2 separate regions of the Mus musculus genome follow, and region 1 is linked to region 2. The links are chromatin loops, found by intact Hi-C in ENCODE. Cell type or tissue: heart. All regions are shown on one strand. Each heading gives the region's core, and the rest is flanking DNA. Links, peaks and the distances in the headings are about the cores only. Region 1 has its middle 6.4 kb from the start of Rcan3. Region 2 has its middle 14 kb from the start of Gm30941.

Region 1 (2,913 bases), core at 112-2,611, 230 kb after region 2:
TGGGAGAGGCAGGTGAACCTCTTTAAGTTCGAGGCTAGCCTGGACTACATAGAGAGGTCCAGGCCAGCCAGGGGCTCTATAGTAAAACCCTGACTTTTAAAAAAGGAAAGAGAGAGAGAACCTGGAAATATATGTAATATGATATATATACATATCCGTATATAATTGTATTTATTTGAAGTGTTGGGGAAAATGGAGCCTTAATTTGTGTGCCTGCACTCACACACCTGCCTGCCATGGCACACTGCACCTGGAGAGGTCAGGAGTCTGCTTTTGACTTCCATCTTGCTGTGTCAGGGTTTCCCTTGGTTTTTGCCTCACCCTACTCCAAGTTAGCCCATCTGCAAGCTTCAAGCGGATCCTTCTGTCTCTGCCGCCCACCTCACCGAGGGAATTCTGGGATAAGAGATGGGCACTACTGCACCCAGCTTTTTACATAGGTTCTGGGGACCCAACTCATCAGGTTTGTGCAGCCAGGACCTTGACCGGCTCAGCTGTCTTTCCAGCATGATTTTTTTAAAGCCACGGGTGAAAAATAATTAGAAAAATGAGGTGTAATAACTCACACTTGTAATTCAGCACTCTGGAGCCAGAGGCAGGAGGATTACCTTAGTTTGAGGCCAGTCTAAACGACACAGTGTGTTCCAACAGAACATAAAACAAAATTTTGAGTGTCACAGGCTGACAGGATGGCTCAGAGGGCCAGGGGCCTTGTCACTAAGCCTGATACCTAAGTTCAATTCCTGGGACTCATGTGGTAGAAAGAGAAAACTGACTCAAGTTGTATACAGAGAGAGAGAGAGAGAGAGAGAGAGAAAGAGAGAGAAACTGACTCAAGTTGTATACAGAGAGAGAGAGAGAGAATGTAGAACCATAGAAAATAGGCAGTGGTGGTGTGCACCTTTAATCCCAGCACTGGGGTGGGGGTAGGGGGGTAGAGGCAGGCGGATTTCTGAGTTGGAGGCCAGCCTGGTCTACAAAGTGAGTTCCAGGACAGCCAGGGCTACACAGAGAAACCCTGTCTTGAAAAAACCAAACAGAAACAAAAACAAAAAACAAAAAAAGACAAAAAGAAAAGAAAAGAAAGCTTTGCATCTTAATGCACACTTGTAATCTCAGCACTGGGGAGCTGGGGCAGGGAGACTGCAAGTTCAAGGTCAGCCTGGAGTGCTACCTTAACAAAAAGGAAAAGTTGGCTGGAGAGATGGCCCCACAGTTAGGAGCACCTGCTGCTCTTACAGGGAACCCAGAGGGGTTCTAGCACCCACACGGCAGCCATTATCTGTAATTCCAGTTCTAGAGTATCTGATGCCCTCTTCTGGCCTCCATAGGTACTGCATGCACATTTTGTGTGTGTGTGTGTGTGTGTGTGTGTGTGTGTGTGTGTGTGTGTGTGTGTGTGTGTGTTCATATACACATACATACTGTGGTGGTTTGAATAAGAATGGCCCCCAGAGGCTCGCAGATTTGAATGCTTATTCACCGGGGAGTCATACTAATAGGAAGTGTGGCCTCGTTGGAAGAAATGTGTCACCCAGAGTGAGGTTTCAGACGCTCAAACCAGTCCAGTGTCTCTCTCTTCCTGCTGCCTGCCGAACTCCCGGCTATCTCTCCAGCACCATGTCAGCCTGCATGCCGATATGTTCCTGCCATGAAGATAATGGATTAACCGCTGGAACTGTAAGCCAGTCTCAAGTTAATGTTTTCCTTTGTAAGAGTTGTTGTGGTCATGGATTCTCTTCACAGCAATAGAACACTAAGACAAACACTCATGTCTTTTTTTTAAAATGGACATCACTACAGTCACTATTAATTAGACTTAGTAAGTGAAAAAATATCTCAAAGTAGATACAGCAAAATACAAAACATGTACTTAAAGAGATTTCAACAACTGGACAGTGGTGACCCACACCTTTAATCCCAGCACTCAGGAAGCAGAGGCAGATGGACCTCTGAGTCCAGCCTGGCCTACAGTGCAAGTTCCAGGATGGCCAAGGTTATACAGAGAAACCCTGTCTTGAAAAACAAAATAAAAGAAGCAAAACAGAACAAAACAAAAGATTTCAACAGGGAAACCACGGAGGGAAACCTTTGAACAAATGCAGTTTGTTGTACTCAGTCACGCCGCTGTAATCACTCAGTAAACTTGGGCGGTTTCCCCTGAGGAGCAGCTAGGGACAGCTCACCCATCCCCCCCATGATCCAGACACTGCTGTTGTTAGCTTTCTGTCTGTAGAAGAGGAACTGGAAAGCCTCACTCGCGGAGGATGCGGGCCCTGGGAGGGGCGGGCCCTGGGAGGGGCGGGCCCTGGGAGGGACGGGCCCTATAGGCACCTACAATGGGTCCTTCATTTCCTAAGAAGTTTGTGCAAGTTCGCGCTCTTTGTCCTGCTGTCCTCTGCCGGAACTCTGAAACAAACGTGGATGCAATAATGTAAAAGGCAGTCACCGAATGCTTAATTATACAAATGGAAGTTCTCAGGAAACCCTGAATCTACCAATTAGCTAAATAATTGCCCAGGGTGAAGTTTTAGCTCATCATTTTAAAATATTTTAAAATAAAATTTGGAACACAAGGAAGTACTGATTGGCATTAAGCAAATAGAGGGGAGGTCCAAATTGAATAATTCCAACAGTAAGTCTAATTATAAAGAGGAAATATACCCAAATATTGAAGAATGGCTAGCTCTACAGTTGACTTTAGTTTTCTTATTATCATTTGCTTTCAAATTATCTATAAAGGCCAAGTCTAATTTTGATAATAAGAACATTTAAAATATCCCAAGTCTACAGAATGCATCTCCAAACCAACATTAAAGTGGTGCCATTAAGAAACCACTGGGTATGGGCTGGAGAGATAGCTCAGTGGTTAAGAGCACTAGCTGCTCTTCCAGAGGTCCTGAGTTCAAATCC
Region 2 (2,913 bases), core at 260-2,759:
TTTTTTTTTTTTTTTTTTTTTTACCTGTACTACATAATGTTATTTCTTGTAAAGGTATTAGGGAACACAGTGGGTTGTTTTTTTTTTTTTTCATAATCAGTCACTAGAAGAAAACTAGAATATAGTCACATTGTAATTCTATACCACTTTAAAGGTTTACTGAAATATATAAGCTACAGGGGAAAAATAAAGTTGTTGAAGCTTGCTTGTTGGAGTCTGGTCCATCCACCAAAAATGTGTGTATGTGTTATATGTGTATGTAAAGTGATTGGAGCTTTACTCCATCCACTAAGTATGTGAATGTCTGTCTGTCTGTCTGTGTAAAGTTGTTGGAGCTTTGATCCATCCATCAAATGTGTGTGTGTATAAAGTGGTTGCAGCTTGCTTCATCCACCAAGTGTGAGTGAGTGTGTGCCTGCCCAATATCATCACTGATCCCACATCCCCTCCTTGGATCTCTGAACACATTGCCAGAGCTGGTCTTGTATATCTGTCTAAGAAACTTGGTCCGAACATTCTTTTGCCTTCTCTTCAGTTCTGTTGTCTTGCTCTTCCTGCTCCCCGTGACTGCAGAATACTTGGGTAAAGTGGGGTGCTTAGAAACTACCCTCTTGCCGGGCTTGGTGGCGCACGCCTTTAATCCCAGCACTTGGGAGGTAGAGGCAGGCGGATTTCTGAGTTCGAGGCCAGCCTGGTCTACAGAGCGAGGTCCAGGACAGCCAGGGCTACACAGAGAAACCCTGTCTCGAAAAACCAAAAAAAAAAAAAAAAAAAAAAAAAAAAAAAGAAAAGAAAAGAAAAGAAAAGAAACTCCCCTCTTGCAGCACACACATAAACACACACACACACACACACACACACACACACACGGGCATGTGCACGCATGCATGCATATGCACACACATGCACATTCTCTGCCTCCCCCGCAAAGATAATAAAAATCTAAAAACAACTACAATGTAAATGTACTGGAGCCTTGGGCACAGCCTGCAATCCTCGCCCCTACAAGGTTAAACAAATGTAATCGTGAAGCTAGCTAGTCTTCAGAGACTTCCGCTACCATTTGTAGCTGCATTTTTCAAAGACATGCAACATGGACAGTACTTAGATTCTGTAAGAAAATTTCACTGAGCATATATCTTATAAGATCAGGATACAACTCAAACCTTCATAATAAAAACAAAACAAAAAGCCCTTCCAATTTCTAACGACTTCAGAGTTGTTCCGAGTAGAAGGAATAAAGGCCTGTATGTTGGAGCATGACCCTCACATGCGTGGGTGCGTGCTTTATTCACTGACGGATGGACGAATCCAGCTAGGAGGGATCAAGCCACCCGGACCAGCCTCCAAACCCCACTCCTTGCCCAGAAGCATTTTTAGATAATTGCATACACTTCCTAATATGAACACAAGGGGGCACCATACACCAAAGGAAAGTGACCCACGCTGCAAGCCTGATAATTATATCACCAGGTCAGTTTTTTGGCGCGGGGGCGGGGGGGGGGGGCGGCAGGATAAGACCAACATCCTTGACATCCTTCCTACCTGAAAGTTTTGGATGTGTCCATCGGAAGGCTCTGGGAACCAGAGGGGCACACTAGGGAGGGAGATGGCAGGTAACAGCTCTCAAGCAAGCCTGGCTTGGCAGCTTCCGCTGTGTATATATGTTCTTCGCGCCAACAATACTATTATTCTGGGCTTCCATTCTTTCTTATCCATCAGATCAGAGTGAGAATTCCCTTATCTTCCCTTCCCTCTATGAATCCTCTCCCCCCACCTGTGTTTATTTTATGCAAAAGAGCCCTGAGAACACCAGGGAGCCTCAGGCTGAGACTAACCTTTGAGGACTATAGTGGCAAAGGCTGGTGAGGCAGCCAGGCTGTAACCAGCTCCAGGTGGTAGCAGCTCAGGAGGTGGGAAGAAGTGGTCCTAGTCAGGAGCTTACTTCAAAAGCAAAGCCAGTGAGAGCGACTATGAGTTCGGATGAGAAGCTAGAGAAGAGGGCAGCAGGGACGATATTGGTATCATCTTCAGTGGACCGAGACCTTCTATTGAGTGGAGGAGATGGGTTTAGGGGTTCATATTTAAATGTGGTAAATCTGGAGTGCCACTGAGGTCATTCAACACATGAAGAAAGACAGGAGACGAAAGGACCAAACCTGATGCCTTTCTCGAGGTCTCTTGAAGATAACAAGGCTCCAGCAGGTGGACCACGTGAGGCGTGAAGACCAATTCGTGGCTCCGTCCATCCCTTGCGGCACTCCTGGCAGACATTACCAATTCATCCCCACACTCAGGATCCTCCTCAATTTAGAGCTCGAGACAGCTGCTACCAAGAGCTGAGGCCAGGATCAAGCCTTCCTCAGGCTTGACAGAGTCTAAGGATATGGTTAAAAACAAGCTTTTGAGTAAGAGGATGCTGGCTGAAGGCTCATATCTCTATCAAATTCGCCATGACCATTCAAGAAAATTGCTCAGTTCAATGCTGAGGCCATTGCGAGCATCTAACCAGCAAGAGAAAAAGCAGCAGCAAAGATGTCGAACTGTTGTGTCAGCCAGAATGTTCTAGAATTAGTCTCCATTGCTTGCTGTTTCGGACCTTTCCAACGTCGGTGGAAGAGTGTAATTCCTGGAGTGTCCAGAGGGCGGCGATCTTAACACTTCTTTGCCCACAGAGATCCAGGAAGTGGGTGGTGACTTTTACCTGGAGAAAGGTCTGTTGATGGTCCTAGCTAAGACTTAACCCTTCTGGGTACAATGAACAGAGTTTCTGCCCACCCCACCCCCTTCACCCCCCATCGGTCTGGTCCTCTCAGACACTCTTCTTGCTCTCCTTTGGTTAATAGGTTCAGGCCACGCTGTCCAACTACCCCCAAGGTGTCCATCCTACCTGGACTTCCTGTCCAGTCTCCC

What was found. Peaks named below come from ENCODE experiments on the same cell type or tissue, not always from the same donor. Only the 100,000 strongest peaks of a DNase experiment are listed, where the experiment ranks them.
Region 1: it touches region 2 in a loop (3-fold over the local background); 1 of 42 quality-filtered maps calls a loop at or near these places.

Annotation. Positions count from the first base shown.
Region 1 is chr4:135,438,766-135,441,678 of GRCm38, reverse strand. No RefSeq gene overlaps it. Among named protein-coding and RNA genes, the nearest start is that of Rcan3, 6.4 kb to the right of the region's middle. In heart, for the core only: a CTCF peak has its summit at 1,287 (motif pointing left); a DNase peak (open chromatin) is centred at 2,278; H3K4me3 peaks cover 611 bases; H3K27ac peaks cover 1,475 bases.
Region 2 is chr4:135,666,121-135,669,033 of GRCm38, reverse strand. No RefSeq gene overlaps it. Among named protein-coding and RNA genes, the nearest start is that of Gm30941, 14 kb to the right of the region's middle. In heart, for the core only: CTCF peaks have their summits at 1,401 (motif pointing right) and 2,622; no DNase peak of the experiment used is centred there.